Regions from separate parts of the Homo sapiens genome. Here region 2 is linked to region 1. Evidence: chromatin loops called from intact Hi-C (ENCODE). Cell type or tissue: HepG2. All regions are shown on one strand. Each heading gives the region's core, and the rest is flanking DNA. Links, peaks and the distances in the headings are about the cores only.

Region 1 (5,176 bases), core at 510-4,509:
AATCCCCACAACATCTCTGCAATCTGCAGAATAATGACCCCCAAAGATGTCCATGTCCTGGGCCCTAGAACATGTGGGTACGGCACCTTACATGGCAAAGGGGACATTGTAGATGGGATTAAATTAAGGGTCTTGAAGTAGATTGTCCTGGATTGTGGGGCTGGGCCCAATGTCATCACAGGATCCTTATAAGAGGGAGGCTCAGAGTCAGAGTGGGAGATGTCACAATGGAAGCGGAGGTCAGAGAACAGAGGGAGAGGGATGTGAAGATGCCGTGCAGCTTGCTTTGAGGATGCGCGAAGGAGACACAACCCAAAGAATGTGGATGGCCTCTAGAAGCCGGACAATGCTGGGCAATGGATTCTTTTTTAGAGCCTCAGAAGGAGCACAGCCCTGGGGGCCTTTCTCATCTCCAGAACCCTAAGACAATGCAGTTGAGCCGTCTTAAGCTACTAAATTTGTGTTCCTTTGTTATAGCAACAATAGGAAACAAATAGAATGTCATGATTTTCTAGGATGAGGCCAAGATCATGAGGACTCAGCTATGGCGGGTAGGGGGCTTTGAAACTTGATGCTTCCCCAGTCCAGGGCATGTTCTCAGCAGCCCAGCAGCCAACTCGCTGATTCGTAGAGAGCCCTAATTCCTGCAGGCATTCATTTGTCTCGTTTAAGAGAAACGCATCTCTCTCTCCTGAACCCTATCAACCCTCAGAAAACAGTCTATTAGAAATATGAGACATCAGCCGGGCGCGGTAGCTCATTCCTGTAATCCCAGCACTCTGGGAGGCCAAAGCGGGTGGATCACAAGGTTAGGGGTTCAAGAACAGCCTGGCCGAGATGGTGAAACCCCATCTGTACTAAAAATACAAAAATTAGCCAGGCATGGTGGCGGGCACCTGTAATCCCAGCTACTCTGGAGGCTGAGGCAGAGAACCCAGGATGTGGAGGTTGCAGTGAGCCAGCTGAGATCACACCAGTGCACTCCAGCCTGGGCGACAGAGTGAGACTCCGTGAAAGAAAGGAAGGAAGGAAGGAAGGAAAAGAAAGAAAGAAAGCAGGGAGGGAGGGAAGGAGGGAGGGAAAGGGAGGGAGGGAGGGAGGGAAAGAAAGAAAGAAGGAAAGAAGGAAGGAAGGGAGGGAGGGAGGGAGGAAGGAAGGAAAGAAAGAAAGAAGGAGGGAGGGAGGGAAGAGAGGGAGGGAGGGAGGGTGGAAAGAAAGAGAGAGAGGGAGGGAGGGGAGAGAGAGAGGGAGGGAGGGAGGAAAGAGAGAGAAAAAGAAAGAAAGAAAGAAGGGAGGGAGGGAGGAAGGAAAAGAAAGAAAAGAAAGAAGAAAGAAAGAGAAAGAAAGAAAAAGAAAGAGAGAAAGAAAGGAAGAAAGAAAGAGAAAGAAAGAAAGAGACATCTTGGCAGTGGAAGGCAGTGGCCACGCCTTCCTGCTTGAAGTCTGGGCAACCCTCTGTGTCCATCCTGGAGAAAGGAGCCCTTGAGACCAGCATATTCTTAATGTGTTGCCTGCTCATGGTGAGAAGATATTCAGGAAAAAGAAGCTCACGCCTTTGTTTCCCCTCCACTCTTCACTCTCCCATCCAGAGAAGACACGCTCTGTAGGTTAGAGCGGGCAAGCATGGGATCCCACAGCGTAAGGATGAAAGTGCTCTGTTGGAATTAAGCACAGAGGAGTACACATTGTGGAAGCCACTAAATATAAGTGACACAAGTAACCAAGACTGCTGGCTGCCCTTCCTGTCTACTCTCCCTTTTCCCTTGGGAACAGAATTGCAGTTCTAAGTGGAAATACAGACCCGCATCCCATACACCCAGGTACTTGCATGCCACTCAGTCTGACAAATGACACATAAGTGGAGTTTGTTAGGCAAGATTTCTGCAATAGCTCCTTAAGAGATGGACAGAGCTCCAACCCAGGCCCCCTTAAACCTGTTCCCCCTCTTCCTGGAATCTCAATTTGAGAGCTGGATCTCCAGCAGCCACCTTGATTCATGAGAAGCTTGTAAGGGTGGGAGCCATCCGGAGGGGACAAGCAAAGCAGTGGGAGAGAAGAAACCCAGGTCCCAAGTGGCCCTCAAGTCTCCATAGCTTCTCTGGATGCCCTGCCTCCAGACTGATTTTATGAAAAAGAAGAAAAGAAGCTTTTATCTTGTTCCCCCCGCTCCACCGCCCCTGGTCTCTGTTAATAGCAGCCAATTGCAATTCTAACTGATGTAGCATATACTGGAAATAGCATTGCACAAAAGTAACGTAATAGGTAAATAGTCACTGTGGATCAAACCCCATCTCTGCAGTCCTCCCTGAGATTTGGGACCTTAGCACATGAAGCAACTTCTTTGGGCTTTGGTTGCCTCATCTATAGATTGGGCTGTTCATGAGGCTGAGTAGGGAGGCCATCATAAAGCACTGTGTTTAAGATGCATTGGAAATAATCAGCTGTTTAGGTCGGAAGTAGGATGACTAAGTAAATGCTGGGCTGTGTTGAAAAAGATAGAGATATCCTATATTGAGAACAGCAAATCATTAATAGGGTGAACTAGAAATGACCTAGACTCTGACGGAACATCAGTGCCTTGCCTGTGGATGGGCTGGTCTCACCTGCACACACACAGCGTTGTGATGATGGTGGCCAGCAGGAAAGCTCCCTGTCCTGGCCAGACTGGTGGGGGATCTGTAGCTGGTGACCTTCTCTGCCCTCCAGCTACGAGTCAGCCTATGTCCTGGGCCGGCAGGAGGATGGGGCAGGGAGCAAGGTCGGGTGGAAGCCCAGAGCCGGATGTTTCTTTTGCCTCTAAATATCCTGTGTACACAGACCCCCGTCACCATTCAGAAGCCCAGAACTGAGATGACAGGTGACAAAGCTTTCTGTCTCCAGCCCAGACATCCGTTCCTCATCTCTGTCATTGTCATCTCCTCTCATCACGTGACCACAGTTAGACAAGACTGGCCACATCTAGAAAGAGTTTCTCCCAGTTACACATTCACCAGTTTGGCCATGGGCTTTGCTGGAGCTATTCAAGCACTAAATCATCCATCGCTCAACAAATATTCAGGGGTCACGGACCATGGGCTGGATACTACTTCTTTCCAGTGAGAGAAAACTCAGTCTGTGGTGGACCAACAGACTGAACATGCATTTTATAGGACTCCAGCAGCTGAAGGTGGCTTCACATGATACTGTCAAAGTAAATTTTATTCTGCATGGCAAAGTCTCCACTGAACAGTAATGATTATTGTAATGAACGATTAAGGACTCTTTGTATATGCCGGGTACCCTGGTAACTATTTTACACCGTTATATTGATTCAGAACAAAAAACCAGTGGAGAGTTCCTCGTATTTTTTTAGTCTGAATTTACAGTGAGATTTGGTGTTGGCAGTAAACCGTGCACGTGCAGCAATACCTGTTGCCCACTGAATACCGTGGTAGCACGAGGAGGGATGTGGCTGCCTTGGAGTAGATGGAAACAGGAACCCAGCGTTCTCTGCACTGGACTCATTACATATTCACATTCTCCAGCATGGGTGATGTTATGCAGTTAGCTTTTTAAGAATAAAAATTTGGCCGGGTGCAGTGGCTCAAGCCTGTAATCCCAGCACTTTCGGAGGCTGAGGCGGGTGGATAACCTGAGATCAGGAGTTTGAGACCAGCCTGGCTAACATGGTGAAACCCTGTTTCTACTAAAAATACAAAAAATTAGCTGGGCGTGGTGGCATGCGCCTGTAATCTCAGCTACTTGGGAGGCTGAGGCAGGAGAATCACTTGAACCCAGGAGGCAGAGGTTGCAGCGGGCCAAGATCACACCATTGCACTCTAGCTTGGGCAAAAAGAGCGAAATTCCACCTCAAAAAGAAAACAAAACAAAAAGAATAAAAATTGGAGGTAGGGTGAAGGAAAGAGCAATGAAAGAACCGCATTGCAGGAAGAACTCAGAGGAGCAGCCCCTCATGGAGTTGACTGGCACTTTGGGAATGACAGGGCTCGTCTGCACAACCTTCCAACCTAGCTCTAAGGCTCAAATGCCTGGTGTCTGCTTTCCCTATGAGAAATACCTTCCCACCTACCTTCCAGGCTGCAGAGGAGGGCAGGAAGTCTGTTCTGTGGCTTGCTAGATTCTTTTCAGTTGACGAACACCTGAGGAGGCGTAAAAAGCTGCCCAGCCTTCCTTACCCACTCTAGATTTCTGTGCTTCCTTCTGATTTTGTTTTTTGGTTTGTTATTATTGTTGTTTTTGAGATGGAGTCTCACTCTGTTGCCCAGGCTGGGGTGCAGTGGCACCATCTCGGCTCACTGCAACCTCTGCCTCCGAGGTTCAAGCGATTCTTCTGCCTCAGCCTCCTGAGTAGCTGCTATTACAGGCGCCCGCCACCATGCCCCACTAGTTTTTGTACTTTCAGTAGAGACAGGGTTTCATCATATTGACCAGGCTGGTCTCAAACTCCTGACCTCAGGTGACCCACCCACCTCCACCTCCCAGCGTGCTGGGATTACAGGCATGAACCACTGCACCCTGACTGATTTTGTTTGTTTTCTCACAGACTTCTAATTCACAGAATCTGCATCTCAAAATGGGGTGAAAACTTAAGGTCACCTTGCCCAACTAGCCCCTCTACAAAAACTTCAGTTAATTAATCAGTCTGCATGGATATTAGGTGTCAGGGTGTTTGTGGAAGTGACCTCTACAGAGTTTTGACACCACATACAAGGATCAGAACAAAATTTCAGGGTGAGACTCCAGGATCCAGGCTAGAAGTAAGGGATGGATCCCCCAAGAATGGCACCAAGGGCTGTGGCCTCAGAGCACCCCACTGGCCAACCAAAATTGCTTTAGGAGAGACGACTTGAGAGGCATTAGACAGAAGCACGCTGCAGGGAGAGGTTTGCACATGTTTGCTGTGCAGTCAACAGTGACAGTCCTGTGTGCAAATCCTGCCCCATCCAGGATTCGCTGTGAGACATGGAGGAGGCACGTAACCCCACTGAGATTGTTTCCTCATCTGCAACCTGGGCTAACAACTGTGCCTCTCTCAAGGATGCCAAAGAGTTCAATGCAATGACCATCCAATAGGCACATGCATTTTGCATATTGCATGGTTATGGCGCCTCTCTATTTAACTCATAGAGAAGGTGAGGAATTTAGATCCAGGTGATGAAGAGGGCTTTGAGAAGAC
Region 2 (5,176 bases), core at 667-4,666, 200 kb after region 1:
CTTGATTAGGTGGAGACTGAAGCTTTCTCTGTTGTTGACTTACTCTTTTCCCTTTTATAGTAAATAAAGGAAAGTATTTAGAGACTATGTATTCTCTCTAAAGATCAACCAGTGACAGCCTATTAGATTCTGTCTCTCCACTGCACATAACTCCCGAGTCTCCCATCCCACGACGCATGGAAGCTGAGACCTTTACGCTTCCTAATAACCTGCTCCCAGGACTCCCATTGCCTCTCTGAGACTGTCTCTGTGGTCATTTGCTTTTTTTTTTTTGAGATGGAGTCTCGCTCTGTTGCCCACACTGGAGTGCAGTGGCACAATTTCGGCTCACTGCAAGCTCCGTCTCTCAGGATCATGCCATTCTTCTGCCTCAGCCTCCCGGGTAGCTGGGACTACAGGTGCCTGCCACCATGCCCAGCTAATTTTTTTGTATTTTTAGTAGAGACAGGGTTTCACCGTGTTAGCCAGGATGGTCTCCATCTCCTGACCTTGTGATCCGCTCGCCTCAGCCTCACAAAGTGCTGGGATTACAGGCGTGAGTCACTGCGCCCGGCCTCGGTCATTTGCTTCTATCAGTAGGGACTCAAAGAGTCTTGGATTTGTATTGTATTCAATGGGTCATAATCCAATATTATCACTATTTTGATCTCCAAGTTGTTTACAGTTTGCCTGGTGGGAGCCTCTTCAGGCTGGCCCCTGTGTCTTTTTGTTAAAAAACCCATTGTTCTGTGAGCACTGTCTTACTTTCTGGCCAAAAAGAAGAGATTTCAGGCTCATTGGGGGGTGACTGTTGGTATTGGAGCCTCCGCACCCTCCAAGGACAGATCTGGGAGTATCTCTGTGTGTGTGTGCATGTGTGTGTGTGCACTGGTTCGTATACACACATTCACATCTACTTTGATTTCTAGATGTATCTACGTCTCTAGATTGGAAACTCTGAGTCACACCAATATCTGATTCCTGTCTCCCAACACAGGGCTTACTATAATGTCCCCCATTCTAGACTAGCAAGCTCCTCCCGAAGGTGCCTCCCATTTTTCTTCTCACAGATCCTTATGCTCAATCATCCTGTGCATGACCAATCTCCCGTCACCTCTCCACTGCTATGGCCGTCCTCTCCCCTGTACATTTATCTGTGTTTCTAGGGCTGTTGCCCGAGGCTGAGGTTCTCTTACCTAGAGTTTCCATGTCCACTCCTGCTTTCTCCCGAGTGTCCTCCCAGGACTGCCAGGGGTCCTCCAGGATGAACATACACCTGTGATGCTTTTTCCTTTTTGCCAGTTAGAGCCCCCTGTGACGTTGGAGTCCAGCCCAGCTCGGTACTGGGGCCTCCTTCCTTGTGACTGCTTTGTGCAATCCTGCTCACCACCCTGTACTTGCTTCTTGAGCCCTGTCTACCCTCAGTGTCCCAACACAGCTGTGCATTAGCCACCCAGCCTTTGGCCAGTTCACCAAAAATACGGCGCTTTACCACCCTTGCCTCTCCTCACCTCTTTTCCTGTCTGGAAAGTGTCTGCTTCTGCTTCAAGTCACAGGCCATTCATGGAGTTCTTCCCATGATCTGTGGACTCCGTGCCCCCTCCTAACACTGCGTGTAGATCGTCCCTCTGGGAGGGGCGGGGTGAGCCAGCCGCTGTATTTCCTCTGACATCGAGCACACACGTTGCTCACGTATCTGTGGGTGAATGCATGATCGTGTGAGGGAATGGACTCATAGGAGCAGCCTCCAGTTTCCAGTGACAAAACGGGCACGAGTGGCCCCTCAGCTCTCCCCCAGGGAACCTTGTACTTGGTGTTAAAGTCTGACTCATGGAGGGGCTCATGTCCCTAGTTCCAGCTGGGTTTCCAACCCAGGTTGAGATGTAGCCTCTCTTCCTGATGGCTGGTTTGCTGATGTCTGCCTTAGCCGTCTGGAATTCATCCTCCCTGGGAAGAACCTCATTTTGTTCCTGGGAAGAACCTCATTTTGTTCCTGGGAAGAACCTTGTTTTGTTCCTGGGAAGAACCTCATTTTGTTCCTGGGAAGAACCTCGTTTTGTTCCTGGGAAGAACCTTGTTTTGTTCCTGGGAACCAAGTGCAGTCAGAAGCTAGGGTGAGACAACCTGGCGAGTAAAAAGCACAGAGGATTGTGGCAAAGCACGAAGAAAATTGGAAGCTGGGCAGCAGCACAGAGCTCACTGTGGCTTTAAGATGGAGTGAGGCCAGTCTGCCACCCAAGTTTTGAGGTGAGGGTCTGTGCCTGGAGGAGTCTGTGCCCTGGCTTCTGAGTCCCTTCGCATCCCCAGACCCTCAGCTACAGCTTACTTCTGGGAGGACTCAGAAGGGTGTGGTCTGAGACAGGCAGTGAACACCGGTGTTGATGTGGTGGAAATACAGCAAAGGAGAATGTTTTCATTCCTGCACCAGTGTTTATTGCTCCTGCTTGGTGCTGTGTGTGGAAAATCCCAGACAAGGTTAGGACTTCCTATTGGAGGTACAAGACTTATGACCACACTAGAGGGTCAGGGCCCCAACCATCCTTGAGTGGCTCAGCCATGGAGGATGATTAACCAGTCTGGGAGGTCAGATGGGGGGCGGATCTTCAACTGAGCCCAGGACAGCGGTTTTCAGCCAGAAAGGAGAATGGGAAACTGCCTTGGGAGAAGCCCCAAGTGAGCCCAAGGGCGCAGAGCAGAAGGACCCTGGAGTGTAAGAGCCTAGATTGCAAGCCTGGCAGGAGGAGGTCAGAGTCGGGGGCAGGGAGAGGGGCTGGAGAGGCGGCCTGCTGATGAATGCGGATTCGCCTTAGGATTGAGCACTGTTTCTTGCCAGTGAAAAATCAGTTTGTTGTCCTCACTGGGGAGGTTTATCACACGCACGATATTTGTTACTAGTAACGAAGTGTGGGAGTTTTCTGAATGGCTACTCTTTTAAATAAGTAAGAGCAGATTCAGGGTATCCCTGCAATAAAAAGCCACCTTCAACCATTTGCCTTCCACTCTGGCTTGCATAGGCAGTGGGCTGGCCTGTGCTCCTGGCCGTTGTTCCTGGGTGGACCCCAGAGAGTATGAATCCTGGTACTCAGGTTGGAGGAGTTTTATCCTGCTGGGGGCTATCTGTTCATTGCTGAATTCAGATTTCTTTGGCCGGTTCCTGTGGGCACCATGGTAAGGGCGGTGGTAGATCCAGCTGACCTCTGGGCGTGTTTGCCCTGGGTAAACCATGACAGCAGCATATCCTGTTCTTAGCTGTTTGTAGGCACTGCTATGTACCTGGTATTGTGTCAGATGTGAAGCAATCTGGAATGAATACGATACAGATGTGTTCTCAGGGAAAAATGTTTGAAAAGACTAAAGTTTGGATATGCTATAGGAAAAAAATGATGAATGTATACAGAAAAATGAATGAAGGAATGAATATAGAAAAAGGTGAATAATGGTGTCATTTGAAGGACAGGGGGAAATGAGAATGCCTGCTTGTCTGCCAGGTGATGATTTAGTGAGGAATTGGAACCCAGAATGGTGTGTTCTAGGAGGAGGTTTTTTCCTTTGTAGTTAAAAGTTGAAGAGCAGCTTTGCTCTTCTACTGCAGAAACAGAAAGATGGATATTTAGTGCCAGAACTTGAGAGGTTAACGTCAGCCAGTTGAATTGATGGCTGGAATTTGCACATATGTCAGCCATAAAGGCCACGACTTAGCCCACCCAGACTGCTCCCCACATCCAAGGCATGTGGAGTTGCAAGTGGAGCTGTAGATCTGAAGTTAGAGTGTTGGAGCCATAAAGGCTGAGCTCTGGGACACTGCTCCTAGGCTGGGCCTGGAGTGAAGGCCAGTGGTAGGAGTACAGGGTTAGCTGGCCTGAGACTAGAAGGCCCCCTATCCTGCTCTGAGGCAGGGGTCTCTTCCGCTGCCCACCGTAGACCACAGGCAGTGGCTTCATCTTGAACATGTTCTTTTAGTTTTAGACTTGCCACAAAGCTTCTTGCAGACAGCCAAGATCCACTGCCCCGGGAAGGCTGGTGAAGTCCGACAGGCATTGAAAGGAGGGATCTGCCTGTGGATCTTGCCCGCCTCTCCTCCTGGCGTTTCTAAGTGACCCTTTCTTCAGGATCCTGGCTTGTCCATCTTCTCCCATCACCCTGTCATCTTCACCTCCTGAACTTCGGGTTTCTAATTTCCTTCTAAAATCGCAGACCCATAAAGGAAGACGGGACTTCAGATGTGCTGTGAATTGTCCTGATTTGCCAGGAGCAGGATGGCGGGGGGTGGGGGGGGTGCGGTGAGGGAGGGATAGGCTGGGAGATAGGGAGGTGCAGCCCAGCCCCCAGGTGTGCAAGGCCCCGGGCGGTCCTGTGCTTTGATATTTGCTTGAAATCCTTACCTGGTTAGGCGTGTCCCTCTCTGCAAGGCCAGGCTCCTAGTTTTTTAGTAGAAGAAGCAAATTAGAAAAAAAGCCTTTCTGCCTCGGTGTTTACCTGCTTTCCACTCCAAATGCCCTGTTTGCTAGTGTAGATTATCAGGGTAGTGTAGATTACTGCTCATTACAGATGCAGAGTTGACTGGATAATATTCAAGATTTAGAAATTCCGAAAGCCAGAGCTTGCCCGGTTTTGATTCTTTTAAGCACCTCGCCAGCGTTCTCGGAGAGGTTTGAAATCCTAGTAAAGCTGAACCCTGCGCCAAGCGCGGCGCGTCGGTAATTCCAATCAGATGGCGGCTGCAAGATCCTGCTCCCCCCGCCTGGAAGGCGTTTCCTCACCCACTTTCCCAGTGTTTGGCGGCTCAGCCTGTGCCTCCGCGCTCGCTCGGAGCTGCGGTTGGGGCGGGCGGGGGAGGGAGGGCTAATTCGTGTCAGATGGAGGGACGCCGTGCGGGACCGTGCGCTCGCGCCTGGCTTTTGTTCCCGGCGTCTGACTTCTGACGGGCAGGAGTGGCCGTGGAGGCTGCGGCGCGCGGCTGGGACCTGGGCCGGCGGCCACGGAGAGCCCTTGGCCCCTCCCGTGTTGGCCATTTCCTGGGACTTGTGTCCGCAGGGGACTCGGGAGGCATCCTCCCCCCAGATAGCCGCTGGGGAGGGGTCAGCGGCCACCCTCGCCCGGCCGAGCCCGGCTCCCCGCGGGCGGCAGGGGCAGCCATGAGGCTGCGCGCCCTGACCCCTGGGCCACCGGGAGGGTTCGCGCGCGGAACCCGGTCGCG

The links. A loop is a pair of places that touch in the nucleus more often than their neighbours do. Peaks named below come from ENCODE experiments on the same cell type or tissue, not always from the same donor. Only the 100,000 strongest peaks of a DNase experiment are listed, where the experiment ranks them.
Region 2: it touches region 1 in a loop (2.7-fold over the local background); 1 of 110 quality-filtered maps calls a loop at or near these places.

What each region holds. Positions count from the first base shown.
Region 1 is chr7:47,732,238-47,737,413 of GRCh38, reverse strand. No RefSeq gene overlaps it. Among named protein-coding and RNA genes, the nearest start is that of LINC00525, 27 kb to the left of the region's middle. In HepG2, for the core only: no CTCF peak of the experiment used is centred there; DNase peaks (open chromatin) are centred at 2,913 and 4,461.
Region 2 is chr7:47,537,046-47,542,221 of GRCh38, reverse strand. All of the region lies in intron 1 of TNS3 (tensin 3), which reads left to right. Among named protein-coding and RNA genes, the nearest start is that of TNS3, 42 kb to the left of the region's middle. RefSeq lists an enhancer at 4,574-5,176. In HepG2, for the core only: no CTCF peak of the experiment used is centred there; DNase peaks (open chromatin) are centred at 1,601, 2,501 and 3,221; H3K4me3 peaks cover 3,539 bases.